3 separate regions of the Mus musculus genome follow, and regions 2 and 3 are each linked to region 1. The links are chromatin loops, found by intact Hi-C in ENCODE. Cell type or tissue: heart. All regions are shown on one strand.

Evidence for each region. A loop is a pair of places that touch in the nucleus more often than their neighbours do. Peaks named below come from ENCODE experiments on the same cell type or tissue, not always from the same donor. Only the 100,000 strongest peaks of a DNase experiment are listed, where the experiment ranks them.
Region 2: it touches region 1 in a loop (3.0-fold over the local background); 2 of 42 quality-filtered maps call a loop at or near these places.
Region 3: a loop joins it to region 1, with 4 times the contacts of the local background. A loop is called at or near these places in 12 of 42 quality-filtered maps.

Annotation. Positions count from the first base shown.
Region 1 is chr8:10,573,301-10,575,800 of GRCm38, reverse strand. All of the region lies in intron 32 of Myo16 (myosin XVI), which reads right to left. Among named protein-coding and RNA genes, the nearest start is that of Gm32330, 99 kb to the left of the region's middle. In heart, a CTCF peak has its summit at 1,523 (motif pointing left); no DNase peak of the experiment used is centred here.
Region 2 is chr8:11,088,483-11,090,982 of GRCm38, reverse strand. No RefSeq gene overlaps it. Among named protein-coding and RNA genes, the nearest start is that of Irs2, 81 kb to the right of the region's middle. In heart, no CTCF peak of the experiment used is centred here; a DNase peak (open chromatin) is centred at 1,522; H3K27ac peaks cover 1,067 bases.
Region 3 is chr8:10,437,556-10,440,055 of GRCm38, reverse strand. Myo16 (myosin XVI) reads right to left here. Exons shown (of 35, transcript NM_001319151.1): 18 at 1,140-1,257; 19 at 352-423. Among named protein-coding and RNA genes, the nearest start is that of Gm51561, 8.6 kb to the right of the region's middle. In heart, no CTCF peak of the experiment used is centred here; a DNase peak (open chromatin) is centred at 1,085; H3K27ac peaks cover 251 bases.

The DNA of each region.
Region 1 (2,500 bases):
ACAGCCTTAGAAATATTCATGAGCCTTGGAGCTACCTTTCACAGGCACCAAGGAGCATGCAGACACCCAAGTACATCACCACAGAGAGCGGCATCTGGGTGGAAGGAAACCAGAGCAGCCACGGACAAGACAGCACAAGATCTATCCATGGGCAAGAGGCCGGGGAGATGCCTCCTATTATTTGAGGTCAAGATTTGCATGAGGCAGACTAATTCCGTGTGGTGCCAACTCATTTGAATGTATCGGATTAAACAACAATAACATTGGAATTTCCGCTTCAAATTTCACACCACCAGTGGAGAGTAGGCACTTGCAGACAAGGAGCATGAGTAAGCAGACACCAATCCTGCTGGTCAGCCAGGAAGCGGGCGCCATCTTGCTTCTCATTGCTAAGCAGTGTCTAGGGTACAGCATTGTACCTGTCACAGAAGCATCAACGCTTTGTAAAATGTTGAATCAAGATACCGCCGCTGCCTTTATTTTCCTGCGTAAGACAAGATGGAATGGGGAATCTTGTTGGGAGTTTGTTTTTTGTTTTTAGTTTAGTTTAGTTTTGTTTTGTTTTGTGGCATGCAAACTGCTGTGGTTATACAATGAATAGTGAACCCTAGCTTCCAGAATCAGCCTTGTTGTGGGTAGTGGGCACCCTATGGGCCTAGACTGGGTGCAGTGACTGTCTGAGGTAAAGACACTTAAGAATATACCTTTCCTGTTGAAGAACGTAAACATGAGGTATTTATAAATATTAACAAAGGTTGAGCCCCAGCGTGCACTTCCAGTTCACCCAGTGATGGGGAGTGGTGTGAGAAAAGAAAGACAAAGCATCCCAGACCACAAGGTACTTACTTGTGTAACCTATTCCCTCCAGTACACTCAAAACCTTCCACAGGCCAACTTTAAAGCCCTTCTAAAACAAACAGTATTCGAAAATAAAAACACGGTTCTGTAAGATTTAATTTATAAAATACAGACTTCCAAACTCAAAATATTCTTTATCTGAAATGTTTATATAATCGAGTAGAATATCAGAAACTTATGATGATTTCTACTTGGATTAAGCAAGCCTTAAATGAAAGTGCTACCAGGCTCTGGATCTAGGAAATATCTGTATATCTATGCCTCCGTCTATATTTAAGCCTCTATGTGCCTCTTGGCCTCTACAGAAGGTAGAGCTTCCATACAGTAGTCAACCCAGCTACTGTATGGAAGACATGTTATAGTAGTCTTCTGCTGTAATCATTTCCAAGTACTTGTTTACATCTGGAACGCTCTGGATTCACGGGGTCAGGGAATAATGAAATGAGTGTTGTGCTTTCGTTGTGTTTTAAGGGAATAACTTGTGAATCAAACTCATCTTAGCTCTGTCTGGCTCCCTTCTACTTTTCTCCTCAGACTTCTACCACACGCTGTATTCCGTGGATACCCCATCTTCCTGGGATCCTGTTCAGTGACTTTCAGTTAAGAGTCCATAAAGACAAACATGCCGGGAACTACCACTCAGAGCAATAGCGCCTCCTGGTGTCCTGGCCAAGCCTCCTTTGCCATTTGAAAAGGGCCTCACATTTTCAAAGGAAGCAACGAGAAATAATTAGCATGGTGATTCTCAGATCATCAGAAGAAAACCCTGTGGCAGTTAGCTGAAACTTTAGCTCTTACAGGGCAAAGGCAAATAACTATCTGGTCATATTTCACCTCAATGGCTTAACTGGTCTAATTCTGTCTCTGGAATTTATAGGACTGTTTACCTGTAACCCGAAAAGTACATATTCAACAGTCTTGAGTTTTCTCACCCAAGCTCTGTGACTGTTACTGTCACACGGAAGCAATAAAATATGTATTTAACCCCTCTACCCCTGGTCTTTTCTCAGGCAGCATCAAGGAAAGAATTGTGGAAAGAGCTGTACTGGACAGACCCACTGCTCTGTCAGGCTTTGTAGAGGAACACTAGGCAAGCTTATCTTTTCTCTGAGCCTCTGTTTCCCCACCTGTATTATGGGCATATTCGTAGTAGTTAACTCAGAATAGAGTGTGGGAGCAGCAGGCTGTTAAAAATGGTGCCTGAAGCCCCCCACTGCTGTTAGTCCAACATGGCTAATCTTTTCAGTCAGGTCTATGTGCCTCTCCCCACCCCCAACTCTGTGTTCTGTATTATTAGAATGTCCATGATTATTTAGCTCACAAGAAAAATCTAAAGCCTGGAATGTTGACTTGTGCCTGTTAAATCCCACCACTCTGGAAGCTAAGGCAGGAGGGTTGCCATAAGTTGGAGGTCAGCTTAGGCTACAAATTGAGACTCTGTCTCAAAGATAAACAGAAAGTGAACTATTTTAATGTACACTGTTATTCATGAAATCCTACAAGGAGGTCTCCAGAATAGTCCTGGGATAGAATTATATACCAGAGAACCGACCTTACTTCTGTACACAATTTCTCCCTTACTATTGCATAACACATTTGTGTTCAAAATACCTGCAACGGGAAATTCACTGACAGTTTAGTG
Region 2 (2,500 bases), 520 kb before region 1:
CATGTTGGCTCCTATGGGACCGAGTCAGTCAGCATCCTCTCCTTCCTTAAACCATCCTCAAAGTGATCATCAGAGCGCGTTAGGCCACGCCCTGCCTCCGCATCGCAGGGCATCTCAACATCTGGCAAAATGTGAACATGACATCTGGAGTCTGTTGATGCCACTATGACAGGCTAGGCTGAACTGGAAACAGCTCCTATACAGCCCCACAAGCCATCTTTCCCATAAAGCAAGCAGCATGGGCTGTTGCGTCGGGCATCGGTGGGGCACAGTTCTGCTCCTTCTGATTCAGCTGCGTCATGGGGAAAGAGGATCAGAAGGTATAGGGATGTTACAGTCTGTGTGGCTGGTACTCATCCCTTGGTGGAGGCTCCTTGCCCAACCCCAGCTCCCAGCTGAAGGCCAGCTGTGTCAAGGCTCCTGAAAAACCTCAGGATGAGACCCTCAGCAGGAGCCACCTTGTAATCTCTTCAACAAATGACAAGCCTTCTGCATTCCTCTGTTCCAGGGAAGGATGGTGGAGCCTTTGGAAATATGGCTTGTCATTCCATTGCTTGCTGTCTTCTGAGGTGAAAGGCTAACTTGCTTGATTGTTTTTGCCCGAGTTACAAGTTTAGGATGACCGAGGGACCATAGACTTGAGTCACATAACAGACAAATACCCCATGAGAGATCTGTAGGGAGCAACATGAACACCCCAGCTTAGCAACAGAGTAACTACCCAAACCAGACCTAGCATTTTCAGTCATCTGGATGCTGAGTGGAAACTGGGGGCATCTCGATGTAGGGAGAATCCTATGCACAACCTTCCCTGGCTTCTTGTGCATGCAGAAGCAGGAAGGAGCCAAGATGACTCCATTTACCTCCATGCTGTCGTCATTCCCTGAGGGGTGAGCCCTAACCATGTTAATCTTCACTAATATGAGGGCCTCACACTAGGAAAGCGGACTCTGTTCTTCCCGGAAGACTGAAGATCTTACCTCAGTGTTGTAAAGCCACCTGGACCAGTGCCTCTGAATGATCAGGTTAACTTAGAATCCTTTCATGGACAACTGGCCATCATAGCAAATGTTACACCAATATATGCTTGCCTTGGGCTTAGATAAGCTATGGGCACGGATGGTCTGTAGGTCCTTAGAGACGTGGGCTTCCGACAGCTACAGATCATAAATATCCTGAAAGGACCTCAAGTGGTAGCAGAATGCCTGTGTAGAAAAAGATCTATAATCATATAAAGATAAAATCAATGGTATCCTCAGCACTGACACAGTTGGGGACATCCCTTCTGAGGAGCCTTGTGGGTGATGCTGAGCCCCTGAGCCCGTGCTCTGCAGAAGGCACAGGCACCGAGAATGGAAGGAGTGGCTGGTAAGCCCAGCCAGCCGACACCCTGGAGTCAGCTATGGGCGTGACTGCCAAGGAGCTGAGGCTGGGGGATTATGTGTGAGGTGCCTGCCAGTCGAGACGAGGCTTGCTTAGCTCCTACTGGTCACAGCAGTGGGAGGCTTCCTTTCTGGCAGGCTTGGTGGAGCCGCTGGGCACAGCTGAGCCAGGTCCTTGGATGTCCCAACCATAAGCAGGCTCCAAGAAGCCAGGAGCTGAGGAGGCGGTTCCTGGCAGCAGGTCCTGTCCGATTCCTCTCCCAAGCATTCTTCCCCAGGAGTAGAGATTTAGTCTTTGGTTGTGCTAGCACCTGTGGTTGTAAAAAGTTTACCTATTATAGATGGGACACAAAAAAGGCTTGGAATTTCCCACTGAACAGAAACATTAAAAAGTATCCCCCTACCCTCCCCCCACTAAAGATCGCTGATTATTCTCACTGGCTGGATCTAGGGTTATGAAATAGACAGCAGATATTGCACAATGTGATTTCAATTTATTTGCCCAGTGTTTTTGCATAAACCTGTTTCCCTCAAAGTTGGTCTAAGAAATGAAAATTAGGGAAAACCAAGAAAGACCATGAACTCTACAGAGGAAATCAAGTGTTCCAGTAATCTAATCAAATAGCCCTGTGCGGGCGTAGAAAACAAGCAGTTCTATATAATGCATAGTTCCTATGCTGGTCTCACTATGCTGCCTGTACTAAGTGGCTAAGCATTTTATGTCTGTGGCCCCTCCAGACAAGGACACAAAAGGCCACACGGACAAAGGGAGGAGAAACAAGCAATTTTAATAGCAACCAAGTTGGTCCTATCATTGAGATCTTGTCTCTCCTTAATATTTTGCAATCATTTCAATTTTTAAGGAGGAAGAGCCCCATGGTCTACCTTTTTAGAACAGCGGTTCTCAATCTGTGGGTTGCGACCCCTTCAGAGACAAATGATCCTTTCACAGGGCTTTGCACATCATATAACCTGCATATAAGATATCCTGCAAATCAGATAACCTGCCTATCAGATATGTTGCATGTCAGATATTTACATTATAATCAATAACAGTAACAAAATTACAGTTATGAATTAGCAACAAGAATGACTTTATGGTTAAGGGTCACTACAGC
Region 3 (2,500 bases), 140 kb after region 1:
TCATAAACACCAAATAAATGACAGCCCCCATTCTGAGCGGGGAAAGGCAGAGAGAAGGCCGCACCCCTCCCCCATGAAGATCCATGTTTTATGAGAATACATCCTCTTAGATTGATGGCTTTGTTTTTCTGAACTGACAGGTTGATTAGGAAGGGGGCTAGTTACTCAGAATGATCTCCCGGGAGCATGGCAGGGTTCCCATACAGCAGCCTTTCAGTGCTTTCTCCTGGCACTCAGTCCATGCAAACAGTTTCCCCCGTGTGGAGACAGGCAAGGCTGTGTTTAATTTCCCCATTTCAAAGAAGCCCAGGGACTGTACAAAGGTAAAAGTCAGGTTGCACAAGGACTTACCTTTAAAATACTGAATATCAGTTGTTAGGGCGGATGCCAGCTCGTCGGTCGACACTTGCAACATACCTGCCACTGAAATCAAACACAGCTGTAAATAAGAAAGCACCATGCATTTCAACACTAAGAACACTGCGATTTGTGTCCATTGTGTGCATACTTCATGTTAGAAGGAGAGCAACTTCTACTCTCTGGCTTAAACTCATCTAGAGAAATGCCTTAGTACTCCAGACACTGGTGGGATCTTGTGTCTGTCTGGATTTAGTAAGGACATATTTTCCCCTTCACCACCCTTGTAGATAGGGCTGGATTATTTTTTTCCAAATTCCTTATTAAAATAACTTTGAAACAGGTGAAAATAGGCCATTTATTGGAAGCCCGTGGTTTGAGGATATTTTTTTAAAACTAGATGTGACCATGAAAACAATATCAAACAAGAGGGGCTTTTGAACATGGTGTTTAAAGGAAAGTAATTGTGAGTTTATAATGTTTAGCTAACGACTCCTCTCCAAATACTGTGTGGACAGCAGGTTGGGGCAAAGAATATTCTAATAATATCAAATGATCTAAAGTATATGATGATACCCCTGTGCAGAATGGGACCACGAAAGCACGTTTGTCAACCACCCCCTTTCGAGAAAAGAAAGAGGTTCTCCCCTCCCCCCAAGACTTCAGACCAGCTAGTGATTGTTGCAGCCAGCCGGATTCTGTGCTGTGTCGCCATCTGCTGGCAAAACTGTGAAACTGCACCCCCAACGACTTTGCCATCAAGGTGGTGGTGCTCCACTGACCTTGTTCCAGAAGCTGGAGGTCAGAGACAAAGGCCGAGTCAGCTTCTGTTAGTGCAGTGAACTGAATGTCTCCGATGTGTAGTATCGCCGATAGGATAACGAATAGGTTTTCCACCTCCTAAGTGTTTACAGAGAACAGATAGAATAATTCAGAGGTGGGAGCTCCAAGCAACCGGGAGCATTCTGGTGGGGTTGGGCTTGCCACTCTTCAGACCCACAGTGGGAGATTCAAGAAACTGCTCAAAATCAAATCTCAGCTCCATGTGCGTTGCCCTAAATTGCTGTTCTGGTATGAATCAGTGTGTTCTGGATAATCATTATTATATATATATATAAATAGTGATTGTAGTCCAATCACTTGCAGGAAACACCCCACTGTCCCAAGCTGTTCTTGCACATGGGTGCAGGGAACAGGAGAGGAGGGCCTGGTCTGGAAGCCTGGAACTGAGGGAAGAGTGGGACCTGAAGCTGGGAATTGCCACTTTCCCATTTATAAAGTAAGCACCTGGAGGTACTGATCTCAAGCAATTCTTAGGTATAGCATTCCATAATTAACAGAAGGCAGCATTTCCCACTGGACTCTGCAAGGTAGTCACCTCTACACAGGCAAGGAGGGCCTGTGCTGTTCTCGGGGGGGGGGGGTATGATTTATTCAGTGAGGAAGACAGAGCTTTGAGTGTTCACTATAACCCACGATATAATGCAGTGAAACTGAATCAGAGGAAAACTCCCCATGGAAGGAGGAGGAGTTCTGGGGTCCCGCTTTTGTCTGTAGTGGTGCAGTGGTGTCCCCCTGCCTTGTCAGCTTGCCTGCTACTGGATATGGTTGGTGCAGAGATGGAGGCTTCTCTGCAAAGTAGTCTCAAAGAACCACAAGCCCTTGCAGGTTTTGCTCTAAGAAACACAAGCCCTTGCAGATTTTGCTCTGAAGGCCTTATCGGCCAGAAATACTATCCTTTGAATTGTCATGGACTAAGGCCACCACTCCAAAGTGGAACAGATTTTGTTCTTCACATTGCTTCAAAGGCTTACGATGAAGGGATGGACATCAGGCCGTTTGTGTAAATGCACTGCCGTCTCCATCAGCTATGCCAGTCAGCAGGTGTGTTTTGCCTGTCCTGCCTTTGAGGATCAATTGTGGAACTTGAAAGGCGTTTCCAAGTGGATGATATTTTGGTAAAATGGTGCCCTGCCCCTGTCTGTGTTCCTGTTCCCTACAGGATCTAGAAACTCCAGGTTGGGGAGTGAGGATAAGAAAAGAGACATCACGGAAGCCAGCGCTAATACAGAGCATGCAAGTGGGCAGGGCCAGAAAAAGACAGACATGTAGAAATTGAATAACCAGGGTCAAAAGAACAAGA